3 separate regions of the Mus musculus genome follow, and all the other regions are linked to region 2. A link is a loop called in an ENCODE intact Hi-C map of the cell type or tissue named here. Cell type or tissue: heart. All regions are shown on one strand.

Region 1 (2,500 bases), 120 kb before region 2:
CTGGTCACTGTCAACCACGTTAGGACAGAGACAGGTCAGGGGAGCTAGAGAGCCCAGTACAGAGAGCCCAGACAAGGGTGGGACCGTCAGTGTGGATCTCCTAGCAGTGGAACCTGGATGTAAATAAGGGACACAGCAGAAACAGCAGGTACCCAAGCCTGAGAACAAGGAACAACTCAGTAAGATCGTTCCTGACCGAGCTTGGCAGTCAGGCACAGGGTAGAGGGCTTGGAGAAGAGACAGGGTTGGGAAGGGGTGGGGTGGGGGGTGGGGAGGCTAGAGAGGCAGATGCAGCCAATTATAGAGAAACTTGGAAGCCACAGTAGAGAACTTCATCCTGAAGATGACAAGGCACCTGGAGGGCCTAGGGCAGATTAAGAGATGAATGAGCAGGTATGAATGCAGCATCTGTCCAGTCAAGGCTGAGAGAGAAAGGAGGAGAGCATTAGCAGATCTCCTAGTTTAGTTCTCATGCCATCCGCCCGCTCTAAATGCCCCAAATAATCCAATTTCTGGTCCCAGGGGATCTGAAGAGAAGCCACAACTTGTAATAGTGGTAGTCATCATCCTTTTCACCACGGTTGAATGTCAGCCAATACAACTGCTGGGTAGCCATTGCTTCTTTTCATTCTCATCCCGTTTTTGGTGAGTGCACATCGGCGTTAGTACACTTTTCAGTGGGGAAGTCAACTTACCAAGGTCACCTACGTGGTCAGGGTATAGGCCGTTTTTTTAATTAAATTTTGTCCATCTCTAGCCAAGGCTCCACAGAACTTTGTCCCGTGACCCCATAAACAAAGTCTAAAATAACAACTACACTCCCCATAATGAATGCAAAGCCCCAAACAAGAATCAACCACCTAAGTGCTCTGATGTCCAGTTCCAGCCACCCCCTACTAATTAGACCCATCTCCTCACACTCTTTCAAAAAGCCCCCCTGCCTAGCCTACACATCGTCCTCAAAGTACTCCAGAACACACAACACACAGTCCAATGTAGTGCTGGCTGGACACCCAGGTCCCACCACACTCGGGGCGCAGCCGAGACCATCCCCAAGCAAACCGAAGGCCTCCAGGGAGTGAGTCGCCATCAACGGGAACCCCAACCCAGGTACCACGAATCCCAAAGCCAGGGCCACACCTGCAACCGCTGAGGGTCCCAGGCAGGGCGCCTTCCTCTTCCATCCCCGAGTCCATCGTGAACGCAGAGTGGTGGCGCCGGTGTCGGCGGCGGCAGCGCCACTGGTTCCCCGGCAGTCGCGGCGCGCTCGGTTCCCCAGGTCCCGCCCCCTCCAACCCAGCTCTTGTTCTCAGTCAAGCGGCGCCGCTGGAATTCAAACCGCAGCCGCCGCCATCTTTCCCGGCGCTTCTTCCTACGGAAACAAGGCGGGGTCACCCAGGCACGCGCGGTGAAGCCGCCCTGCAACGACCCGAAACCGGGCAAGAAGAGCTTTGCCTGGACGCCATCTTAACTCAGGGCAGAACCTGCGCACTCCAGCGTGCAACACTAGGAGAAAAGAAGCGGTAGCCATGTTTCGTGGGTGAGGGCATTCGGGCCGAAGCCAAGGCGAGCGCCATATTTGTTGAGGGTAAAAGTCCGCCGGGATCAGTTAATTTAAGCGGGAGGTGGAACAGCTCAGAGTATCAATCTGTTTGGTGTTCCAGACTCATGACTCCAAAATCGCTCCTTAGGCTCTTTCTACCCAAAAGGCTCTGCCTTAAGTTGAGACTCAGATAATTGAGTTCTGCTTCGATTTAGAAAAATACCACCTGTGGAGCGCTATTACAAACGGTAGTTTACAGGGTTAGTTTCAAGCGGCATGCCTATAAAGGGGTCACCCATACTTCATGTGCATTTTGTTACTATTAGGACTCATGCACCAGCAATCAGTAAACAGAGACTCAGAGAGAAGAAATTACTTGCCCAAAGTAATAAACAAGTTTACTATCCACTAAAACCAGATCCTTAGCTCCTCGTATCAACATCTCAGCACTCTGGAACCATGTTTTAACCTTCTTGGCCAGTGAATGTATTCTAAGAAGAGACATTTCTCCCCTCCCAAACAAAGGTCCAGATTAAATTGGAATTTCAGCTTTTCCTGCCTTGAAACTCCTCCCACTCTCAGGAGTTTTTGTCACTTTTCTTTAATAAATCTACCCAGGAATAAGGAAGGGGAGGGGAGGGTTGGGGAAGACTGGAGAGGAGAAGGCTTGGATGTGGAACAGTGGTCCCTGGCAGTAAACCTGTTCTGTCACATCCCTTTGACTGGACAATCTGCAAGTTATTTTTTGTAAGAATAACCTGAGATAACTTTAGGAATTCTTTCAATAATAATTCTCATGTCCCTACAACCCTAAACACTCTTTCTTTGCAAACTGGCAATAAACAGAGATATGATTTGAGCCCAGGTCCTTCTAAACCCCAACGCCCTAAATGGTGCACACAGGCTATATTCCACAAGTATTCTGTTCTTTTTCCAACTTAGAACTTAAAGTTCAGA
Region 2 (2,500 bases):
CCTAGATACACACCTGTCCCAAATGACCTATAAAATCTACTTATTTGCAGAGAAAACACGGACTACAATGCCGTTTCTGTTTGTAAGCAAACTACATTGTTCATCTGGGGGAATCCCGTAAAGGTTTTTACCTGCGCATTGATAAAGCACCATCCTAGCTTTCAAACTTTCCCCCAAATATCCCAGGTAGGGTGGCCTTCTGGGCGGATCCAATACAAAAGTTTGTGTCCATTCTGGGACTCTGACAAAGGCCAGAAAACCCTGTTTTAGGAAGAGACCCTAAGCCTTCCATATAGCAGCAGCTCCCTCTGGATGGAGCATGGCACCAGGTTGGGGGACAAAAGACTTTCTAGATTTGGAGGGATTGGGGGTTTACTTTAACTGGAGCTCGGATCTTCCCTTGGGAAGCTCTTGGGCAAGAAGCGGCCAGGGTGACGAGGCCGGTGTGTAAATAGGCAGTGCCTGGGGGAAGGTCCAGAGGACTCACCTGGGGGAGGAGAAGTAGGGGCTTCGGTGACAGGTGCGGTGGGCGGGACTCCGCTACTGTTGCTGCTTCTGTCCGGGGACTCGGCAGTTGGGGTCCCTGGAGTGCTGGAAGCCTGAGCGGTGGTGACTACAGAGGTGGTCGGCGGCTGGCCAACTGTGCTCGCAAGGGTGGTGGGCGCGGGTCTGGAGGGTGGTGATTCCGTGGTGGGAGTGTGTCCGTCCTCCGAAGGGGTGGCGGGCGAGAGGTCCAGAGCCGGGAAGGGGGTGGCAGCGGGTTGTGCGCTGGTGCGAAGAGGAGGAATGATCTCCGGGGAGCCGGCTGACGGGGTTGTAGCCCCGGTTTTGCGGACTGTGGTGCGCGGGGGACCGGTCCGCGGGGCCTGCGCGGTGGGAGCCGCGGTCTTAGGGAAGGGGCTGCTGGCTTGGTCCCGAAGCCCCGGGCTGGGCGACGGGACCACCTGCCCCTCGGCCCCGCCGCCACCGGTGACATTCCCTGCCGAGGCTGTGGAAGCGGCTGCGGCGGCCGCGCAGCACAACAGGGCGAGGCCGCCCAGGCTCGGCAGGCTCCTCATGGCGCGCTCGGCTCCGCCATTCATTCATTCATCCAGTCGATCGGTCAGTCATCTTCTCCTCCCTGCCGTCCGACCAAGGAAAGCGTTGCCGCCGCTGCCGCCACCAAGAGCACCATCGCCACCTCCCTCTGACAGGCGGCCGGCCCCGCGGGCGGGCCTCAACGCGGAGGGAGCGACTGGGCGGAGCGCGCACTGCCCGCCCTCCTCGATAGGCAGCGAAGCCTGGCCAATCGGAAGCCGCGTTGGCCCACGTGATCCGCCCGCTCCCCGGCCTCTTTGTAACGGCGCAGACCAATCAGAGGACTCCAAGGGAAGAGGGCGGGACGTCGGGAGGCGCGAGAGGTGTTGGAGCCGGCTGGGTTCGCTGCGGCTCCGGCTTTGTCTACCCACAGAGCGGGGCGCGGGCCTTGGGCATCCAACGCCGCCGAGCAGACAAAGGACGCGGCCCGCGCGGCAGATTCCAGGCCAAATCATCTGTTCCACTGGGCTGCGAGCTGGACCCGGGGCGGGGAGTCCCCTGTGGACAGCGTCTCCACCCTTCTGAACAATGGGGGCGCCGGAACCGCACCCGGACTCGGGCGGGGGCTGGGTTACATCCCCGCGACGGGCGAGGGTGGTGGCAGCTAATATATTAGATGGAGCTCGGCTCTCACTCTGTTGCTCAAGACAGCCGGCCTTGGCCCTGCGGTATCAACACTGTCAACCCCATTTCAGAGATGGGGAAATTAAAGCTCTTGCTGATGGCTTCAGCAAGCCAACTTCTGTGCCCCCACTAAGCACCTGCTGATGGCATGGGCCTGCACTAAGCCAGATGGGACGGCCTGGAGCCCCATCCTGAGCACAAGAGGGTGTGGAGGAGACAAACTGGCATGCACAGTTTATGCTCAGAACCTCGGAAAGAATAGAATATGACCAGGTTGAATTTCAGCTCCTTGTCTCTCTTGCTGAGTGGTTTTGTGGCTCAAGCAGTTTTCTTAACCACGTAAATGGTGAGATGAGAGGGCACACCCCATCCCCCTCACAGAGTTGTGAAAATGAAATCATGTACTTGAAGGGTTTAACCCAATGCTTGGCCCACGGTTGTAAACCGTCATTAATGCTAACCACTTGGGGTTGCACTATGTCAGGACAAGCCTAAGGTTGGAAAGCAGCCCGCATTGCCTCTGAGTCCCCAGAGATTCCTGCCTGTTGCCTGCATTGGGGTTGGGCTGATAACAGAGCTTGACCCTGGATGACATTAAACTCTGGAGGAAGTTGGAAATCAGGCAGGCAAACTTGCACCATCACCCAGGATCCAGCGCTGCGGGACATGGTAGCCTCAGCTGAGCAACTTTTAGGTGCAATCTGGCAGGACAAGTTTGTCATCTGATGGCTTAATTCCATCCCAACAGCCTCACTGTAAACCCAGTCGTGGCCTCTCCTAGGATGCTTGCCTTTGTGCA
Region 3 (2,500 bases), 80 kb before region 2:
CATGGCACTGGGGCTAGAGAAATACACGGCTGTGTTTAAGAATACTGGCTGCTTGAAAGTACCCAAGGAGCTGAAGGGGTGTGCAACCCTATAGGTGGAATAACAATATGAACTAACCAGTACCCCCAGAGCTCATGTCTCTAGCTATATATGTAATAGAAGATGGCCTAGTCGAGATAGCATTTGAGATGTAAATAAAGAAAATATCTAATAAAAAATTGAAAAAAAAAAGAATACTGGCTGCTCTTCTAGAGGACCCACATTTACCTCTCAGCACCCACAATGGCTCACAACTGTTTGTAACTTTAGTTACAGGGGATCAGATGCCCTCTTAGATACTGGTACACAGACATACATTAGACAGCACCCACATTATAAAACTATGCCCCGCATTTTAACATGGGATTTAAACTCAGGTCCCTTTGCTTGCATGGCAAGCACTTTACTAACTGAGCTATCTCCCTAGTCTTCATAATCTCCCTGTGACCCCATGACCCCCCCCCCCCCGTGTGTGTTTGTGTGTGAGTGTGTGTGCACATGCATTGTAGTGCTATTCTCTGGTGAAATTCTATCTTTTTAATCATTTTGTCTTATTTTTCTTCTAATTCCTCAATATAATAGTTTCACTTATTTTGAAATTTCAGTTTTAATTCTAATAACAATATTATTGTAGTTCTGTTTCCATTATTTATATTTTTATTACTAGCCACATTTTTCCATTTTTGTAGTCTCTGTTCTTTATTGTTTATCACACCTGTGTGGTGCTACACATCTTTAGTCCTAGCAGTAGCAATCAGATCTCTGTGAGTTTGAGACCAGCCTAGTCTATAGTTAGCTCCAGGACATACAGGGCTATTACACAGAGAAACCCTGTCTTGGAAAAAAAAAAAAAACAAAATAAAATAAAACTAAACTAAACTAGAAGGGAAAAGGGCTCTCATTTCTTCTAATAGGCAAATATGAGAAAATGACGGCCTCGATTCAATCAGGCATGATGGCTGTTTTCTTATCTACCAGCTCAACACTAGTTCTTCACTATTTCTTGGCATGACCTTTTGGATTAAGAATTTGGCAGACCTTTGTCTTGACATTGGGGGTTCCACCATTCATACCCATTCCATGAATCTTTAGAGTTTGGCAATGTATTAAGGAAGAGCTGGCTGCATGTTATGACAAGCCCTCTTCTCTTTAAAAGGATTTTTGTCTCCTCAGCATAAAACATCTTCTGGCCCAGACGTCTTAGTCAGGGTTGGGAGAACTGGCCTTGTGTTTGGGGCTCCTCTAGTTTCCACCTACCACCCAGGCTCCAGATGGCTGTCAAAAGCTCTCCTTCAAGTATAAAACCTTTCCTTTGGCCAACCCTTACTCCATACCCTGTGCTCAGAATCAGCAAATCTCTACTGGAAAGAAATCATGTGGTGTATACATGCAGCCTAACTTAGCTGAAGACATCTTGGGCCATAACTTTTATGACTATGTCTAAGCAATCCTATACCTTTCCTTATATAGCCTTCCTGCACACTGCAGATTACAAGAAAAAGAGTGGTAGGGTAATGGAACTTTATGACTAGAACTTCTCTACTGGCACCAGGAACATGCGAGACATCTTTGATGTTAGTTTGAGATAAATTAACTACATTCTAGATTTAATGAAAGTAACCTTTGACCTTTAAATCCACAATTCTTTATTTGCTGATTCAAGTTGTGAGGATTGGCCAGAGTAGCTGCCACTCTTGACTTTAGTTGTGTAAGTAACCCCACAGTAAATTTCACTCAGCAATCTTGTATCTGCCTCTCTCTTTCTAAGTGCTATGGAGTCTCAGTTCTTTCACACAGGAATTCCCAAGTGATTGTGGCTTGCTTGGAAGAGCTCTAACTTATTTTTCAATGTCTGTCACTGTGAAGTCAAAGTCAACACTTTGTGTTGTTCTCCAATCTTCAATCTATATGATTTTTGAAATTCATGAAATATTTTAAGTTGTTATAAAAGTCTGACTTGCCATATGCCTTATTATATCTACTTAAAATTTCAAGGCCTTATAAACTATTTGAAAAGAATCAATGCATTAAGGCTTCAAGATTTAAGGAATAAAGAATAATTTCATGATACTATTAAAAAAATACATACCTGTGTGAACATCACAACTATCAGACCGGTTGTTGCACTGGCAAGGCAAGCAGCCTGTCTTACCAAAGCCATAATGTCCATCTTGGCATTTGTCACACATGGAGCCGGTGACACCCACTTTGCATTGGCAATTCCCAGAACTGCAAATAAAAGCAAAGACAGTGAATAAAAGTAAGTGATTTTGAAAACTGTAGCTTAATGCTCCATAAATTATCTCAACACAGCCAAGAATTTCTACTAGAGTCTACTTCCAAGAATAAAAGGGGACTTGAGAGATGGCTTAGTGGTTAAGAGTATTGGCTGTTCTTTCCAGAGGGCCCATGTTCAGTTCCCAGCATCCACACTGCAGCTCACAACTCTCTGTAACTCCTA

Evidence for each region. A loop is a pair of places that touch in the nucleus more often than their neighbours do. Peaks named below come from ENCODE experiments on the same cell type or tissue, not always from the same donor. Only the 100,000 strongest peaks of a DNase experiment are listed, where the experiment ranks them.
Region 1: it touches region 2 in a loop (4-fold over the local background); 12 of 42 quality-filtered maps call a loop at or near these places.
Region 3: it touches region 2 in a loop (3-fold over the local background); 12 of 42 quality-filtered maps call a loop at or near these places.

The regions. Positions count from the first base shown.
Region 1 is chr4:70,409,072-70,411,571 of GRCm38, forward strand. Cdk5rap2 (CDK5 regulatory subunit associated protein 2) reads right to left here and starts at 1,364. Exons shown (of 37, transcript NM_145990.4): 1 at 1,141-1,364. The coding sequence starts at 1,196. In heart, a CTCF peak has its summit at 1,432; a DNase peak (open chromatin) is centred at 1,440; H3K4me3 peaks cover 2,075 bases; H3K27ac peaks cover 2,189 bases.
Region 2 is chr4:70,533,741-70,536,240 of GRCm38, forward strand. Megf9 (multiple EGF-like-domains 9) reads right to left here and starts at 1,188. Exons shown (of 6, transcript NM_172694.2): 1 at 488-1,188. The coding sequence starts at 1,082. In heart, no CTCF peak of the experiment used is centred here; DNase peaks (open chromatin) are centred at 691, 1,271 and 2,201; H3K4me3 peaks cover 2,500 bases; H3K27ac peaks cover 2,205 bases.
Region 3 is chr4:70,453,733-70,456,232 of GRCm38, forward strand. It overlaps Megf9 (multiple EGF-like-domains 9), which reads right to left. Exons shown (of 6, transcript NM_172694.2): 3 at 2,129-2,268. Among named protein-coding and RNA genes, the nearest start is that of Cdk5rap2, 45 kb to the left of the region's middle. In heart, no CTCF peak of the experiment used is centred here; no DNase peak of the experiment used is centred here.